Linked DNA regions of Homo sapiens: region 1 is linked to region 2. Evidence: chromatin loops called from intact Hi-C (ENCODE). Cell type or tissue: sigmoid colon. All regions are shown on one strand. Links, peaks and the distances in the headings refer to the core of each region. The heading gives the core; the rest is flanking DNA. Region 1 overlaps ROBO1 (roundabout guidance receptor 1). Region 2 overlaps ROBO1 (roundabout guidance receptor 1).

Region 1 (10,092 bases), core at 3,206-7,205, 62 kb before region 2:
CACAGAAATCAAATAATGATACCAAACACATCTGGGCACCATCATTCTTTTTAATCTGAAAGTGATGGATATAAATTAATGTTTATGAAATGTCTATTAACTGCCAGTCACTGTACTGTAATGTGATGGTAGTTTACATTTTGAGATAGTTATTTCTCTCTTTCATGGAGAAGTAGTGTTTCCAATGTCATTTATTGGCTAGCAACATAATCAATTTGGATGGAAGTCTTCCTTACCCAAACCTTATTCTTTTTTTCCCTAAACCATATTACTATTTATTTATACTGCTTTCATTAGCATGAAGAGAAGAGTGAGCAGGTTAGGAAGCTGAATTTAAAGACACAATAGCCAGCCCAAGAGCACGGGAATCAATTAAAAAAAACTGCAAAGAATGAATTAGTCTCCTGCAGAAGAACAATAGTATGAATTCACGTGATCCTATCATCCTATCTAAATTCGGCCTGACTTTGGGTCAGAACGCTGAAATAATTTATGTTAAGTGACAAATAATAAGTTTCCACTAAGTCTTCAAACATCCATTTGAAAGCATGTTCAGGGGATTGTGGGCTTTTGTGCTCATCTGATCCTTATGTATTCTAGGAAGGTCTCTAATAAAGATATTTCCCAGATTTAAGCAGAAGGGCGGTTTGAAGGGAAGACTTCAAGATAAGACTATTTGAACTCTTAATTAACAGATGGGTCCCTTTGAAAAGAAGCTTGAGGCACCACTGTTTTGTTCTTTAACAGAAGAGAGATTTCTTCCAGGATAATCTATAATTTACAGGATTTTGAAAGCTGGTTGGCTAAACTGAATGTTATTAGTACCTATGGCAAAGAAGAGAGGTGGTGTTTTTTTCCTTAATCAGGGCTATGCCAATCTAGCAGATGGTCAGAGGTATATATTGAAGGTATTTGTGTATTATGCAGATAGAGTAGCTTCCAGGGGCAATGGGAGAAACAGCTTCACCATGATTGAAGAGCAGAAATCATTTTTAAAAAACACAGATATAGCTACTCTGGCACCTGAGAACGCTTTGGAGAATTGAGATCAATACAGCACATAAGACAGAAGCCTAATGATATTCATGAGTTAAAAGACAAATTTGGTGGCCAAGCCATGTTTGAGAACAAATGTAGCCACAAATGAGCTTTGCCAAATCTCATGGGTGGACAGCGCAAACTCTTATTAACAATTTGTGATTCAAACCTCAGTTGTTAATGTGAGTCACTGTAAACAAAATTTTACATTTATAAGAATGATGCCATATAACAGTAATTTGAGGACGTTACTGAACAAGGGCATGATCCGTTTTGGATGAATTAATAATGAATGTGACACCTGCCTAGCGGTTGCCTCTCCGCCCAGAGTCTCTGAGTTCCTGTTTCTCACCCTGGAGCTTCATATTATCTCACTTGCTTCTGCTGAAGGCTCTCATCCTCACCGTTTTCTTTGGGGTTTTACTCTTGGCAGAGCTCTGCTAATCTGAGAATTACAAGAACCTGAAAGGAGAGAAATAGCTTCCGCATGTGTGTATTTTGAAGTTGGATAGCTATAAATAGTTTAACATCAAGAATGGTAATTATTTCCACAATGTTGTGAAGGCTGTACAAATACAAAAAATATTTAAAGATTTTACCAGGATTTCTTTGTAAGATTTACTTGTTTGAATCTAAACATTTTAGAGGAGCACAGATAGTTGTGATGGGATTTAATTTTAAAGCACAATTGGACAAAATGTCAATAAATGCAAACAAGTTTTGTCAAACAAGTTTCATGTGAACCAATATATTGCTCAGCTCACACAGTTTTCATTTAATTGAAGCTGATCTCATTATACTCTGGAGGATGTAGTCAGAGCTTTGACCTACCTAATTTCCACACCATTATTCTTTTTTTAGTAATAATGTTGATCAGTATTTGTACATATGTAGATCCATTTTTATTAAAATTATCTATAAAAGTGCACATAAAATATATACTATTTCAACATTTACTTCTCAGGAAATAATACCTTTCATATAATAGCATACGATGTTTATTGTAAAAATAGATTCCATTTTCAGATTCAAAGGATGTATAATTTTGTACCATAGATAGTATTCTTCTTTTTTATTTCCAAACCTATTTATTTTCAGTTAAGGGAATGTGTTTTACCTGAACGACTACAGATACAAGGCTATGGTCCTTATCATAGCATCATGATTATGTAATGTAACAAGAGGCCAAACCATCAGCAAGAAGTTCTGAGAGTCCAAGGTTTTCAATCATAAGAGAGGAATTAAGCTTATTAAACATCATAAATTGCAGCCATAAAACACATAGATGAGGCCAAGACATGATTTAGCACTTCTAGGAAGTAATCACTAGATATCCAAAACTTCCTGTTTGCCAATTTACATGAATCACTTTTATATGTATCACTTTTAAGATTAAGAAACAAAGTATTGGAAGCATGGCAGTTATAAGTTGTGGCCATGGTTGGTTGACAAAATAATTTAAAGAAGGAGTTGGCAAGGTCCTTAGCAAATTATTTTTACTTCACTTGGACAGAACTTGACTATGCTTGGGACTCATTACTGAATAAAAGTCACTAAAGCAGATGTGTATGTCCAAAGAGAGAAGCACATAAAAGTTATTGGTGCTTTTTTGCTTTTAATAAATTATTAGAAGTGTTTCATTATTTATGATGGTCATTATTTTTAGATTTTCTTTCAAGGAGCTTTTTATGATTCTTCTAATTAAGAATAGTTAACTAGATTATGTATAGAATTGATAGCTAGAAATTCCTAGTGGCCTGGGATAAAAATGTTGTATGTATTTGACGATAAAATAAAAGAAAAACTGAAAAGGAAACAATCGAAGAGTTCGTCTAATATGATTCTAAAATCAGAAGATAGAAAGTAAAAGATTCAATCACATTATTTGATATGTTGTGAAACCAATACATGTGTTTAACTGAATTCCACTTAAAACAAGCACATCTAATTAAATCTAATTATATTAGCATATTGTTTGCATGAACTAGATGCAATTTATTAGACTTACCAATGTTAAACATTCATATGGGAGTATGCATATTTTAATTGAAAAACAACAAAAACAAAAAGTAAGACATAGCTAAAAAGTGAATATGGACTAATGCATACAAACAGGAATGAGCTACTGGTACATTCGTAAACAGAACTAAGACACCGGTTTTCGGTCAGCTTTTGCATTATTGACTGAGGCTTACTGACTCTTAGGAGATAGGTTTCACATATACTTGAGACACTAAGCATATTATCTCCAGTGGAACAGAAGTAATTACTGTAATAAACAAAGGCTAACCTTAGTTTAAACAAATGGATGTTTTTTGTTGAGTAAGCAGTTTACAAGAGCAAAACGGCCCTATGCATTTGCTAATGTTCTTCTATCTTTAAAAATTTTTGTCGACATCTAACAAAAAGCAAATAGCTAACTCAGACTACACCTTTATGATTTCTCCTAATAGTGTGAAATATCTAAGGTTATTAAATATAAATTTTATCACATCTAAAGTCTCTTTAACAACACTTTGACTAAGAAAAAATAAACACACATGCATATACAGACACAAACATATATACATATATATGCTAATTGTTTAATTAAAAATTACAGTTAGTAAATATGAGGATTAAGCTTTCTCTGACTTTGCTATCATCAAAGAAAATTATTTGTTGATTTTATATAAGGCATTTGGCCTCAACTAAAGTCACTGCAGGATATGAATAAAAAATTGCATTTCAATTTAGCAAATATTATATTTGGTCAGGGATTGACAATGGTTGGGAGCCTATGATAGGAAAGGGAGGAGGAATATGGCCCGAACCTCTGCTAAATGGACTGGCTCTCTACTCTGACAACACATTAAAATCATCTGATAGAGACTTTAAGACAAAACACCAGTGTTTTATCTCCGACCTAGGGATTTTGATTTGTTGGCCGGAAGTAGGAGCTGGATGTTGAAGCCGGGTAAAGTATCACTAGTTTGAAAATAAGAGTAAACATAGTGCAAGTTTGTGGAATTCTTTTAGTATTTCAAGGAGTCATGAACGCTTTCATAGTCGTGTTACTACACAGATTATGTAATAGGCAATTTAAAAATGTGTTTCAAGTTAGTGTTGGTTAAGTTGTGAAGCTGAATTAGTAGAAACTACCTTACTTGAAGTTAGGCTATTTCCTGAAATAATAAGTCATGATAGAACAGCATGTGAACATTTATTTTTTCAAATAATTACTCGCTGATAAATATGCCTGATGTTGTACTGAATATTACTACAGTAAAATAGATGTGTAATCACAATGCTGTATAGATTGTCTCTGTTCTTTAACAAGAGCAGACACCTGGTTTAGCACCTTCTGATTTTTTTTATTATTAGTTCTTATTGAGTTACTGCTTATTGCATATTTAAGATGCATGAGTCACTTGTCCAGCGATAGGCTTGCATTATCACTCTTCAGTTCTCACACAGCCATACGAGTTCGGTACTATTCATATCATCCTGAGCATAAAGAGGTTACTTAGCCCAAGACTACTTTACTAGATTATTGTAATTAATGTAAACATAGTCCATGCTCCTTGATAGCAAGAGTGAGAGAGACAACTGTCCCCTCGCCCTATCTTAATTGAAGAGCTACAACAAAGCCATAGCAATGGAAACAGTTTGTATTAATACAAGAATGGACATATAGTTTAATGTAACAGAAAAGAGAGCTTAGAGACAGACCCATACATATATGATGATATAATCCATGAGAAGTTGCTACCAATGGAAAACGGCAGGTGTTTTTGGTAGATGGCATGGAGAAACTGACTTACATGAATGCAAATTTAAAGACACATAAAAAGTAGCTTAAGATGTATTAAAAACTGAAATGTAAAAAGTCCACCTATCAAGTTAATACAAAAAAATCTAGGAGACCATCTTTGTGAGTAAATTCAAAAGAAAACCATAAAGCAAAATATGATGGTATAATTTGTATGAGAATGAAAGATTTCTGTTTAACACACGTGGGGAAAGATGTAAGTTAAACTACTAACGGAAAAAGATAGTTACAGCATGTAAAAATTGACAAAGAATTCCTGAGAATCAACAGAAAAAGAACCATGAGTGTAAGGGCAAGATGAACAAAGTGCATAATCAGGCAATTTAGAGAAGAGGAATCACAAAAGATCATTGCATTCAAAGGGAAACTGCAACTTGCTGAAGATCACAGAAATGAAAATTAAGTGATATAATACGATTGTACACCTGTTAGTCTGACAGTCTGATGAACTACTGATGGGAGTATCGAGTGGTGTAGCAATTTGGAGAGCCAGCTAGCAATTTGGTAAGTTTACTTAACCTATAGGTGAAAAAAAAGTAAGTATTCCAAGATTTAATTTGGATTTCACATATTAATTTTATCTTATGAATTTCATGCCTGTGGTGAATAGTAATAGAGAAAGGAAGCATGCTATCTAAATTTATATTTATATTGACATTGTTAAAATGTTTAAAGTTATGCATTGTTGCAAACAAAGATATTGTGGGAGAAAGAGGAAACTGCATTGAAAAAATCCTTAGTGTCATCATGTGTATGTAATGAAAAGAGTATACCACAAAGCTACATGCTATCAGCCTGAAAGATGTGTTAACCAATTTCAGCGTAGTGTTGGTTTTGGCTACCAGTTGGTGTTTATGAAGCTCCTGCTGTGTATATAGGTTTGGGAAATATTTATTTTTGTAGAATGGATTGTCTTTGTAAGTTGCCGGAGGTCCCCAAAGATCTTGGCTTGGATTCTAATTTCTACCCATTTGGTTTCTGTTAAATTTAAAGTAAGGTAATGTATATATTGAAAGTCCTTGTGAATCCTGGAAAATCTAACAAATTTAGTATGGTAACAGAATTGCTATTCACAGAGCTGGATATCTTGCTTAAAATCAAAGCAACTTGACTAGCTGAAACAATATAGTCTTTTAACAATGATTTCTTTTTAAACAAGCAAATTGTCTGCTTTAAAAATAAAAGAAGTGTACCATATGAATGAAAACATATTATTGTTTTGCTAGTTAAGAGGTTTCTAAAAGCCTATAAATCAGAGTTTTACCCAATGAGTTCCCTCTGGGAAGCAAAAAGCTACATGTTTTATTAGAATATACTAGTGCGGCTCATTTTTTTATTATTGTGATATCACATTCTCCGGGGTTCATTAAATTAACAACATTTTTAATGAGCCTTAATTGTTACAAATGGTTTCTCTTTCAGAACATAACATTGCCTGAAAAAACAAGACAAATAATTCTATTTTTGATATTATGGAACAGGCTCTGAACTATAGAAATACCTGGATTTCTATTAGCACTTTCCTCATGTATTATATTAATATAAATAAACAATTGACTGTGCTTAGTGCATTTATTATGTTAAGAATGAATTATTTTTGCAAACACCTAAAGTTTCAAGTAAGTGCTAAATCCTAGACCTACATTAAAATTTAAGTCTACTTCTGAGTTAACACGAGTGTGAATGACATAGTACATCAGGTTGCAAGCAATACAGACACTAAAAAAAAAATGTAAGTTAAAAATATATACACATCAAAGCACAATAATGATAAATGGCAAGTAATTATTGTCCTCATATTCATTATCTGAGTATCCAAAGCAGTGAAGTTGCACAGGAAAGTGAAAGTTGTTATTACAGGAATACATTCACAAAGTCACAAGCTATAAATGTGTCCCCTTCAAATATTCCTCCCTACTTATGTATAGAATCTATCTCCGCTCATTGTGTCAGTCTTTGTTGCTCTGCTCAGCTAATCCAATAATCTGAAGTCAACACAAAATATATCATTTATAAGGTAAAATTGCAAAGCTTACCATAGATACAGGATTTCACAAAATAAGATGCCTATGAAAGTGTTGTTGGAAAACTGCTTATCTATACCTCTCTCTTTCTCTCTCTCTCTCTCTCTCTCACACACACACACACACACACACACACACACACACCACTTGGCAAAGGATAATTACAGTAGTTAGATGAGTTAAAGTTTAAAGAAAAAAATTCATAAGCATAACAAAATAGGTGCTACGCAAAGAGTGTTCAGGTAATTTTTAAACACATGACCCTTTTGTGATAATATTGGCATCACATGTGAAGTGATGCGTTTCATATCATTTTATCACACAAGGATTATCTGATAAATTGTGTTAAAATTAATGCTCAATTCATTGTTTCATTATAAGAGTTATAGCAGAGTTGCAAACATAAAATACATTTTACTGAGCATCATATAAATTACTTTTTGTATGTTGTTTCATTTAAAAATAAAATCCTAGTTACTTTTACAATCTTGATGAAATTTTACACTTGCCTTTTTATGTGTGTGAATTCTTTTTAAGTAGAATTTGCTCGCTGTGATTATAGGTGGCTGAAAAGGACTGCTTGCATATTAAAATGTTGGGTGTTGATAATTTTGTATTTTATGCTTTTCTTTATTTTCTAAATTACCTGTATTGAGAGTGATTACTTATGTAATCAGTAAAACTCTCAATACAGGTAATTTACAAACATTGGTTGATATTGTTGAATTGATTAAGTAAATGAAGCTTATTAATTGACATATTTCTAGCATGTTTGAGAAGTCTTAACTGTTAGAGCTCATTTAAATTATCACTTGGAACACTGAAATAAAGAGTTAAGATAATATTAATATCAACAAGTACAATTTTCCCTTGAACCTGATAAAACAAATTGTGTTAGTTGCAGTAGAATACAGATGCTCAATGTATAAGCAATGTAACTTATTCTTAATAAAATAATCAAATGATTTCTTACGTATGTCAGAATGCTGTTAATACCAGTAATACACCATAGGTCTTTTATTTCATGATCTGTTTAAGCAATCACTAATGTTTTGCTTTTAATTGAAGTTGTTGATTCTGACAGTAGCCTGCAAAATAAATTTAAGTGAATATAGTATGTGTGTTTTGGAAAGTTACTGATTTTGATCAACTCTCTCTTTTTCTTCCTTGATACATAGAAAGTACCCCAAGATACATCGACATAAATGTCTCATTCATGTAAGACAGCAGAAGCAACAGGGAAGTTACAGTTACTCGTATAAAAATGCATTTCTGTCATTGAAAGGTGACTCTATATTAACTTTTTCTCATAATTCACTTGTTCACCTATTTAGTCACTTTAAAGATAAATAAAAAAAAACTAATGTCCATTCAACTACTTTTTATAAAGTTAGCACATTCATACCAGTACTTCCATTTGAATTAAGTTCTAGAGAAATGTATTATATTAAAATATAATGTTAATAACAATTTTTGTCTAGAAGCATCCCTTTTTAGTGTAAAGACAACCATTATTTAATTGTTGAATACAATTCTGAATATTTCTGTGTATCACTACTGTTAGTAGAAATTTAAGATAGAAACAAATACAAGAGCAATAGGTTAAAATTTAAAGAAACTATATGCATATTAAAGGCTGGGTGAATAAGGGTGCCCTAACTCTGGTTGTCTTAGAGTAACGTCTTGATTAAATTATAGAGTGAATAGACAAAGTCTCTTCAGAACATATTTATTAATGAGGATTTCTGTGGCAAACCCCTATTCTAGGAATGGTAATTTGGCTCAGTACAGTTCTTTGTGAAAGGATTTTGTGCATCTCCACCAGTTCTTTTTAAATTGAAAACATCTAAATTGCATTTGAAAAGAAATAATGAACAAGCATATTTAGTCACAAAAACTATATGTTGTATATATTTTGAAGCATAAATCAAATAATAAGTATTTTATGCAGCTCTTTATAGCTTAAGGTTAAGGTATATCACAGTGCCTCTTTCTTTTTTTTTAAAACAGAAAAAATTAGTTACAGGCATTTGTTTGTGGACTGTATCTTTAAAACTAAGGTCATGTCTGATCTGAATGGATGTTTAAAATCCCAACACATCAAAAGCATGTTTTACAAGATTTGGGTCTTAAAGTTTTTTTTTTCTTTAGGTTTTATTTTAACATAGCTGTGTCAATTGGGGGTACTTATTCAAAGTTCTGTTATATAGTAGCTTTAAAAATGCAGATGCTAGCATAAAACATTTGACATACACAGTATGCTGTATTATATAATGGAATCTAATAGAACTGTAATAATTCTTAAGAATTAATGTTAATGTCTCAAAACTCTTTTATCTCAAGTTGTGAAATATTTCACACATGCAAAAATGACACAAATGTAATAGACACTCATTTACATACCACATAAATGAAGCATTATTAAATTTTTTCTGTTTGTTTTAAATTCTCTTTAAAATAATTACAGATATTGCTATAGCTGTTTCCTCATTGCTTTCTACTTCTGCTTTCTCAAAGATAGCTAGCACCTTGATGTTGCTATAAATCATTCCCATGCATGTTTTTACACTTTTATTACTTACGCATGGTTCTCTTATATCATCTGTAAATCTAAAGCGTTACACTTAAGAAATTGATATATCTTTATTATTAGTTTTTAAACATTTTATTAGAACTAACCGAATAGCACTAGAATTAAAATTGACTAGGAGGCTACTGAGACGTCAATCTTTAAAATTGATTTTGGGGGAATAAAAAGCCCTTTATGTAACAGTTATTATGAGGTGTTCCATTTTTTCATGACCTTTGTTTCCTACTTGTATAATCATTTATACTGAAATTCATTAGTCTGCTCCTGGAAAGAAGCACTAAAGGCTACATAAGTAACTATGGGTTAATTGGATAACTGTGGTAATTTGAAAGCTTATACATGCTGACTTGGCAATTATTAATAATACATGAAGCTTACTGCAGATGACCCCTACATTGGTATGAGAAGCAACTGAGAATAGAAGCGAGATTTCCTGGATTTGATAGTGTGTCAAATTAGGAAAATTGCTTTAATCTCTTTCTCACTCGGTCCCTTCAGGTACAAAATGGGGACAATAAAACCTACTTTGCCAAGCTGCTGTGAGGATTATATGAGATGATGCCAAATAATCAGTGCTGTGTGCCCACTAAATGTAAGTTATTACAGTGAGTGTGAATTGGGCACATTTT
Region 2 (10,092 bases), core at 3,263-7,262:
GGAAGAAAATACATGTGTCTTTTTTCTGGATGGGTGCTAGTTTGCATCAAACGTTAGCCAATCATCTATCAATCCAAAATCTCAGTGTTCACAGTAACTTGTTAAGGGTTTTAGATTTCTGTAATAAAATACAGCAATACTTTCAGTGGGAAAAAGTGAAAAGTTGGGCAAACTTACGTTTGCACCAACATAATACTTTATGCATTCATAATAGGATTAGCCCAGAATAGTTTTAGTATCTGTGAAACATTGTCTTACTGTAAAGCCTATTCATATTTCCATGTTATCAGGTGTACATTCTTAGCAGCAAGCATGAGATTCTGCAAAATAAAATAAGAGAAATTGGGTACTGCTCTGCATCCTGTGTACATCATGAATCACTGGTAAGAAACTGAATATGACCTCAGTTCCTGGAATGAACTAAAAAATCATATGTTTAAATTGGTAATTCCGAGCCCTTTTAAAGCATTTTTGTCTCCATTATCTTGTTTTGTGGCCTCACTTTTTAAATATTATTTTTACTATGGTAAACACACATAACATAAAATTTACCATCTTACCCATTTTTAAGCGTACAGTTCAGTGGAGTTAGATACATTCCTAATGTGCCACCATCATGATCATCCAATCCACAAAACTCTGTTCATCTTAAAGACTGAAATTCTGTACCCACTAAACAAGAACTCTCCATTGCTGCCTCCCCACAGTTCCTGGCAACCACAATTCTACTCTCTGTTTCAATGGCTTTGACTATTCTACCTACCTATCTCATGTAAGTGGAATCATACAGTATTTATCTTTGTGTGACTGGCTTATTTTTACTTAGTATAATGTTTTCAAGGTTCATCCATGTTGCAGCATGTGTCAGAATCCCCTTCCTTTTTAAGGCTGAATGATATTTCACTGTAATAAGTGCCACATTTTGCTGGTTCATTCATCTGCTGATGGACATTTGGATTGCTTCCATATTTCAGCTGTTGTGAATAACGCAGCTATGAACATGGGTGTATAAATATCTCTTTGAGATACTGCCTTCTATTCTTTTGGGTCTATACCCAAAAGTGGAATTGGTGCATCATATGGTAATTCTATTTTTAATTTTTTGTGGAACTGCCATACTGTTTTTTACAGCAGTTGTATCATTTTACATTTTGAACAGTGCACAAGGGTTCCAATTTCTCTGCATCCTTGCCAACACTTGTTTTCAGGTTTTGTTGTTGTTGTTGTTGTTTTTTATAGAAGCCATTCTGCAGCCTCAAATTTTGAGAGGCTTTTACTCATCTTGAAACAAAGAAAAGGATCCTATTTAGAAAAGTACAATCCTCACTTATTTGTGTACTTTAGACAGATAAACAAATGTCATTATAAGATGACTTCTTCCAGCATCCCCTGATTCTAAATCTTAGGAATATTGAAGGTGCGATTTTCAGATTTCCACATTTTTACAAATGGCATTAGTATGGTAATGACATTGATGATTATATTGTAAAAATGTACCAGTAAGATCTCACCCTGCAATTAAAATAATCCTTGGAAGACACTGTGTGGAATTGTTTTATAAGGGGAGATCACAGTGAAATCCTCCAAAGGTCTCATTTTGTTGTGCCAAATTTGATATTTAAAATGGTCCAAGGGTGGGGGAACTAAAACAAAGAACCAGTGAGTCCTCAACATTACACAGTGTAAATTATTAAAGAAGCAGCTAATAACATAAATGTGGTCCAATTCCTTCAACAAACTCAACAAGAGTCCCTACATAGTCTCTAATATCTGCAGACTATATCAGGCAGTGAAAAATTAGAGTACTAATATGTGGTTTCAAAAGTATATAGCACAGTTGCTTGAGAAGGAAATCTATCAGAAGGACACATATTTGTAAGACTTTTACAGCAGAGATTCATGTCATTTGACAACAGGTAACCTGTCAAATAATCATATGATGAAAATACAAAATCATATTGCACCACCTTTATAATGTAACCAGAATATAAGTACGTCTCTCCTCCTCTACCATCACTCTCATCTTGATCCAGCCCACCATCCTCATTTGCCTGCTTTATTGCAATAGCTTGAAATTATTTTCTCATTTACTCTTTTGCACCTTAGTATTCTTTTAAAATAACATCCTTAATCATTTCATTAAAATAGAATTCAGGTCCTGGTACCATTCTGTTCAAAACTGTCCAATCTCCTCTATTATGTCAGAATTAAAGAAGTAATTTTTGTAGCAGCCTACAAGGACTTTCACGGGCTGCCTATTGCCTCTCTGATCTCATTCCCGACTCCTCTCCCCTTGCTCTATCTGTTGTGGCCTAATGGTTTCTTGCTGTTTATCAAACACACTACAAGTAGTCTTAGCTAGAAGCACTTTCTCCAAATAACTGCATGGCTTATTTATTGAATCCTCTGCATTTTTCTCAAATATTACCTTGGCAAATCTGACTACTGCATTTAAAATTACAATAGATCCTGTCACACTGCACACCCCTAACCTTATCATTTTTTTTCCTGATACTTAACACATTTTAACTTGCTTTAAAATCTAGTTGGTATACTTATTGTTTATGTTACATCACTGCCAGCCTACATTACTGGAATGTAAGCGCCATAAGGTCAGGAATTCTTGATATTTGTTTACTCATCAATGCATCCTGAGAGCCTAGAATAGTGCCTGGCACACAGGAAGATGTTCAATAAATATTTATCATTCACGCTAACAGTGGAGCTCAATAACTTTATTAGAGTCAGCATGTTTTGATCAGAAGACCTTACTCTACCATAGTGTTTGTAGTAGTTCTGTACATGTAGATATCAGGCATAGATGTGGCATTATAAGTAATCAGCTGAGCACTTCAACATTATTTTCCTATGAGACATTTTGCAAGGTTGAGTTCTTTCAGCATTAGAATAATTTACCTGTTTGAGATTCTTAGGAATGTGCTGAGTGAACTCAGTATCCCCTCCAAGAGACTTTTCCATTATTTGTCAGAAGGAGATTGTCTACAAAGTCTTTTGGAAAAAAGCTGATTCGAAGATCAGAAATCAGTGTCAAAACGTCTGTACTATTTTCCAATAATGGGGAGCAATGGGTTCCCTAAGGATTTCCACAAATTTTAAAGCCTGAAAGAACGGAATTTCCCCTGGATTTATAAACTGCAAAAATTCAAGTTTTACCCTAAAGAAATAGCCTACAGAATTTGGGTATCTATAATGGCACGATGTGCACCAGACCAGATACACATATCACATAATCTATCGTGATGGTTCTTTTGATATGTCAGCTTGGATAGGCTTCAATCCCCAGATAGCCAACCCAATACTAATCTGGGAGTTGCTGGGAAGATATTTTATTGATGTGATTAAGTCCATAATCAATTGACTTTAATTAAGTGGAATTGTCCCGGATAATGTGAGTGGGCCTGATTCAATCAGTTGAAAGACCTTAAAAATAGGTCTGAAGCTTCCCTGATGGAAGAATAAATTCCACCTGTGGAGAGCAACTTCAGCCCATGCAGGAGAGTTCCACTCTACCCTTCCTGATGGCCTGTCCTACAGATTACAGACTTGCCTAGCCACCCCCAACAATAGCGCAAACCAACTCATTGCAATAGGTCTCTACTATTGCAATGTGTCTTCTACTGGTTCTCTCTCTTTGACTGAACCCTGACTAATACAGTTATTAATGCCCCAAAGTAATGTAAGACTTGATGAAGATCATAAAGGCACAGAAAATTACATACTTAATCTAATGCCTATAGCCAATTCACTTCTGTTAGAAAAAAATAGAAATTGGAGAATCTTTACAAACTTGCCCTTGACTAAATTTTGGACAGCTGTATTATTTATGATGGTTATGATGGTACTGCAGATACTGAATATTCATTACTCATCTTATACCTTCAATTGGATTTTTTATTCTTGTAGAATTATCTCCTGCACTTAAGAAATCCTCTTTTTAGAAATAATTTAGAGACAAATACATTATATATATTTCAATTATGTGATCAACAACTTTCATAAAATCTTCCCACTAGAATGTAAGTTGCAGGATGGAAGGCAAGTTTTCTATTTTTCTTTTTTTTTTTTTTTTTATTTTTGAGATGGAGTCTAGCTCTGTCGCACAGGCTGGAGTGCAGTGGTGCAATCTCGGCTCACTGCAAGCTCCGCCTCCCGGGTTCGCGCCATTCTCCTGCCTCAGCCTCCCGACCAGCTGGGTCTATAGGCGCCCGCCACCACGCCTGGCTAATTTTTTTTGTATTTTTAGTAGAGACGGGGTTTCACCAAGTTAGCCAGGATGGTCTCGATCTCCTGACCTCGTTGATCCGCTATTTTTCTTAATTTGTTCACTAATGTATTATCAGTGCCTAAATCAGTAAAGGATTCATAATATTTGTTGAATTAATGAATCACTTAACAGTTTTATGGATAGAGGAATAATATTCCAAAGACATCTTCTTAGGCTTCTGAATTAATGCTACTGCTATTCACTATGCCTGAGGCGATGTGCACATATCCACGTGTCTCCAATGTTAAGAACAAAGACTGTCAGAATTCTGGCTACTCAATTTCAAATCATGTCCTAATCATGTTTCCTAAAAGACACAACCAGTGCCAAACACTTCATTTTTCCCAGGTCAAGATACTGCTGATAATATTGATTATAAAATTGAAGAAAGGTCTTTTAGGTTTGAAAATTAATAGCACAAAAGCATTTCCTAATTCATCCAGAGCATCTAAACTCACGCTAGTAAATTTTCTTGCAGTTAAAATTTTTGTGTTTTTTTGTTTACTCTTCACTATTTTTGTTTGCTTGTGCCAACAAAATTCCAGAAGTTGCAAGGCAGCAATTTCTTCCTTAGCAAGAGGAACACAGAGAATTTAGCCTTCTGTTCTAGTAAAACTTCTTTGTGTACATCCACATTGTATTTTTGTCATGAAATCAATGTCACTGTTCCTTTCTTCTAAATTCCTATAACTTATATCTTTATAACACCTGTAATGACTGTCATCATTTTGGGGCTACTGTCTTCATATAAATGATAAAACTATGCAATTGCCTTCTAAGAGGGCACTTTCCTTTTTATCTGTCCCAACTAGTTACTTCCCTTCACACCACTGCTTTATCAATTAAAAAGAAAAGCAAAAATAAAAACAAAAATATCCTCTCTTCATCTCACATCTTTGTTCCAGATCTTACAATGACTAGTAATCTTTCTGCTAATCCAATCTGAGCATTCTGCCTTGGTAATTAAGATGTTTGAAGAACTTGGGATCAGAAGTCAGAATACTTGGGTTTGAATTTTTGGTTTTGAGGTTTATTATCTGCATGACTCAGGCAAGTTATTTGAATGCATTGTACTTAATCATCCTCATCTGTAAAATGGAGATACAAATAGCATCCATTTCATGAGAGAGGTTAGGAGGATTGAGGCAGTTAATATATGCATGGGAAGAATTTAGAATGGTCACTGTCAGATGATAACTACAGACTTTTAGCTATCATCATCATCAGTATTAAAATAATTATTTTTAACTTGTACCACATGTTGGTCAAGCATTATTTGCTATTTTGGGGAATGTATACTTTAATATAGATTCAGGCAATCTGCACAGCCAGGAACGGAAAGAAACTGGACTTAACAGTATTCTTTAGATTTGCTGGCACAACCCTATCGGCCTGTGTGTGATTTGGCTAATTGCGTATTCGGAGAAGAGCCAACAGTGACAGTTTACCCAATGAGAGGAAACATTCAGCTTTAGTCATCGCCCTGCTAAAAGAAATACTTTGATGCTGAGTCAGGAACTTTGGCTTTATTTAAATAAATACTGTTTCTTCCAGGGAGATTTTTTTTTTCCAGAAATCCTTAAGAGAGTTTTTCTTTTTAAAAAAATCAGTGATGAAAATATCATAATTCAAAGCTAAAGTTGGCAGAAACTCCTTGGCTTTCTGAAAATGACCTTTGACCCAACATGGTAAAATGCATACCCATTTTATCTTTCTTCCACTAAACCCTAATATCACCACTCTGGCTAGTTCATTTTACTGTTTCCAAACTCTCCTAGTATAATGTTTGCCCCTACTATTTTGCTTATATTGCTTTTTCCTTTGTAGAAGTCTCTCTCTAATGTTTGGAGGTTAAAGTCATGTTTTCTGTGTCCCAAACTCTTCAATATCTCTAGTCACTTCAACGTTTCCATTTATTTACTTAGTTAGGCAACATTGACTCCATGCCCCCTGTATTTCAGGCACTGTTTTAGGAGCTTAAAATACAGGAGTAGATAATATATCAAGGGTTCCGGTCCTCAGAGGAGCTTGCATTAAAGTGAGGAAAATGCATCACTATTATTTATACAAATAATTAATTATAGATGTTATGAAAGAATGCTAGAACATTGAAATAGACTGTTGCTAGGAAAATCCTAAATGAGAAAGTGACATTTAAAGTTGAAAACTTGAAGAATTAAGATGAATTATTTGAGCAAAATTCTAAAGATAAAGGGGAAAGAGAATGTTTGCAGCAATGAAAAGAATGATTTATGTAGAAGCAACAAGTTTTGAAGACCATAAGATGGGAAGAATAATGGAACTATTAAAGAACTGAAAGAAATCCAGTGTAGCTACAGCTTAGATAACCAAAGAATAGCAAGGCTATGAAAGTGGACTATTGATGACTGGGATCTCTTCAAGAGTACATATTAGTGCACATTTGGATTCAAGATCTTGACATATAATAGTAGTACATATTCATTTTATTATGTTATAATCTACATTAATTTTATATTCCTCCAAACAGTTAATGCAGATTCCATACAAAGGCTTTAAGATGGAAGCACAGATTTCTTGTCGTTTTTTTCTTTTGCTTGCCGCACAGGCATATCATAGCCAATAAATAATTACTTGTTGAGATTATTCTATAGGATTCCACTTTATCCTATTCAGCCTTGCTTGTTTTGTCTGTAGAAATGCACACACACACACACGTTTCTTAATATTACAAGGGCAGAAGAATTTTCAAATGAAATCCAGATAGCTGAGTAATTACTTGGACTACTTGATTTTAATCAATGTAAAATATAGTAATATTCCATGACTGAAGATTATTGTTGAAACCTGAAATAAAATCCTCTGATGTAGGCATTATAATAAGATCCCTTAGGGTGGTTAAATTGTGTAAGTACTTAACGATAAAATAAAACCACATAATAAAAATGGTTCAGCTTTGGTGTTACCATTTTAGGATCACAGCTGTTATAAGTGACTGGTGAAAAATAAATAACCTATGCCCATTTTGTTATCTCAATTCAAAATTTCACAAGTTTAGGTCTTAATACCAAAAGCATAATAAAAGGAATGCTCTCAATTTATGGACATGGAGTATATAAAAATAAGAATAGGGCCTACAAAACTCTTAACTTAAAGAGGTAAATTTTATAAACATTTGAACATTGAAATTATTCAGAGCTTTGAAGTACAAAAATGTAAATACATGTTTAGGTTAAAAATCCTAAAATGTAAACGTTTATAGTCAAAGAGAGAGAGCGAGAGAGAGAAAACACACTCTTGGTCTTTAACAACAAAGGAAACAATAAGTGCAAGGCCTGGGTCTTAGCTATCTGCATATCCTAGTGTAGGGCTCTTTCATGAAATATTCTCACTAGATTAGAGCTCAGGGCCATTGTGCCAATCAAGAGTAAAGGGGCAAATGGAACCTTCAAGCTTTCATCCCAGGGCCTCATTTACCTACTAATTACTGATGAAATCATTATAAGGACTCCATCAGTTAACACACCACTCATTTCTGTTAACACATGAATGCTGTCAGAGGCCATGGTGTGCTACTTAGGTTGCTATTTATCAGAAAATTTAAATGTGTTTCCAGTTCAGTTAACAATCAAAGGTCACTCTTCTTAAATTAGTCCAAGTAAAGTAAAGCAAACATACCAACATAATCCACCAATCTGTTCCATTACCTAGATATCTAAGAATTTTAAAATATTTTGCATTTAAGATAGGAAAATATGTGAAATGTTCAAATAGCCTTGCCCCTAAATTTAAAATTATTATCTTCTTTGTACATGAAACTCAATTTCCTTTCCTTGTCTAAACTAAGGCAATACAAATTTTTGTAAATTTGCTGTAAATCTATTTTAGAGGTAAAAAATGTTGCCTCACACATATATTTGGTTACAGATGTTATTATTACCAGTGAATTAGACAAGTTATTTTTTTTTCTCTTAGGAATTTAAATACATGTTAAATAAGCCTGCCAGTAAATGGTCAAAGAAGGCTAAGGGATAAATCAGTTAGGAGGTGAACAGAGTTGACTCTTCATCAACTTTATTTGCATGTTGAATACTTGCATCAATCTGAAGTAATTTATTTTTCATACTTGTGTTCATTTCTTTTTAACAGAGTAATTTACTTTATATATACCTTTCCTTCATTCAGAAATGAAGAAAATATCACGTAGCCATGTGCTGGATTCAGATGTACTAGTTCAAAAGAGCCAACTGATAGATTTTTCAGGGATATTTTGAGTTAGTTCTTAAATTCGTTGAAGTTACTTTATATAATAATGACTTTCTATAAAATTATTATTTTATATAATTTCATTCACAATAATGAATTTACTTAAATTCATTATTTAAATAATATAAATGTATAATTAAATATCTTATGTTAAAAACAAAGCTTATAAATTAATAATTACACATATTATGTTAAAAAAGCTTATGAAAGTAACAATTTTGTAATTGTTTTACTTCATCGTTAGTATCATCTATGTCCTTGATATTGTTTTAGTATATTTTATTCATGTGCTAGAAACACTATGCAGGAGTGTGCTGCCAAGCATCTCTTCTCAACTTGACATTTGATGATGTCACATTAGTAGCCATGGTGCAAGTATATATGCCATGAAAATTGCAAAAAAAAAAAAAAAAAAGCCATAACAAAATCTGGGCTTAATTTTTTCTTTTGTTGATATTCTAGATTTAAGAAAGTGATGAAGAAAATATTTATAAAACAGATTAAACTTAAAATTGTGTTGCATCAGTACAGATTACATTGTAAACAGCACACACATACATAAAGGGATAAAATATTCTTCCTTAAACAACTATTAACCATTTAAATAAACAAGTCATTCACGTGATTGAAAAACAAGTGAAGTTCTGGCATATATCTTTAGTTGTACACTTTTGTCTTACTTGTTACATAAAAAAAATCAACTAACTTTCATGTTAAAACTGGAAATACCTTCATAGGGTGGTTATGGATACAAAAGTCAGGAAAAATTAACAAAAATATTCTCTGAAAGTCAATTGACTATATGAAATCTATAATAAAATTATGATATGTAACATTATTACTTATAAGTTATGTTGTACACATCTTCATATCAGTATTATACTAAACACACACAAACAGCTTTCCTTTGGAGAGTCCATTATCAAAACATTTACAACCATAAAACTGATTATATGAATATATAAAATATAACACTACAATATATAAATTTAAAGTATGTGATAAAGTAAAACAAAAGTAGAGGCATAAAAATCAAGCCAAAAGGGAGACTTCAACAATAACAAGAACAACAGCAAAAATGATCAAAACCTATTAAATTTCTATAGGTACCTCAATTTGCTCTAAGCCTCCCTCTAATCACTTTGATGAATAAGATCCTGTGGTCTACTCATTCAAAATATTTATCAGATGAAAGCATTTCAGTTACTTAGGAGAAACTATTTTTGATTCTAAATGTGTTTTAGCCAGTTGGGTCAAATTCCTATCATTGCAGGTTATTATGAGTGACTATAAATGCATACAAACAAATACATTGAAAAATATTTCCTTCTATCTCTAAAAGTAAAACATTTTTATTGTATTAACTAAATCTCTAAAAATTTTTGTCTCAATTTTCTGTACTTCATCATCCCCTTGGGAGAATTCCTGGAAAGTTGCTCTTCCTGGATTGCCCGTGTAAGGAAGAGCACACTTCACAGGGACAGTTGATTTCAAAGTCCTTCAAAGATGGATTATCACAGATTGTCTTCAGCTTTGTTAATTTGGAACAATCCTAGAAACTT

What was found. A loop is a pair of places that touch in the nucleus more often than their neighbours do. Peaks named below come from ENCODE experiments on the same cell type or tissue, not always from the same donor. Only the 100,000 strongest peaks of a DNase experiment are listed, where the experiment ranks them.
Region 1: it touches region 2 in a loop (2.0-fold over the local background); 1 of 110 quality-filtered maps calls a loop at or near these places.

Annotation. Positions count from the first base shown.
Region 1 is chr3:79,100,146-79,110,237 of GRCh38, forward strand. The region is part of intron 3 of ROBO1 (roundabout guidance receptor 1); the gene reads right to left. Among named protein-coding and RNA genes, the nearest start is that of MIR3923, 400 kb to the right of the region's middle. In sigmoid colon, for the core only: no CTCF peak of the experiment used is centred there; no DNase peak of the experiment used is centred there.
Region 2 is chr3:79,162,487-79,172,578 of GRCh38, forward strand. The region is part of intron 2 of ROBO1 (roundabout guidance receptor 1); the gene reads right to left. Among named protein-coding and RNA genes, the nearest start is that of MIR3923, 340 kb to the right of the region's middle. In sigmoid colon, for the core only: no CTCF peak of the experiment used is centred there; a DNase peak (open chromatin) is centred at 5,675.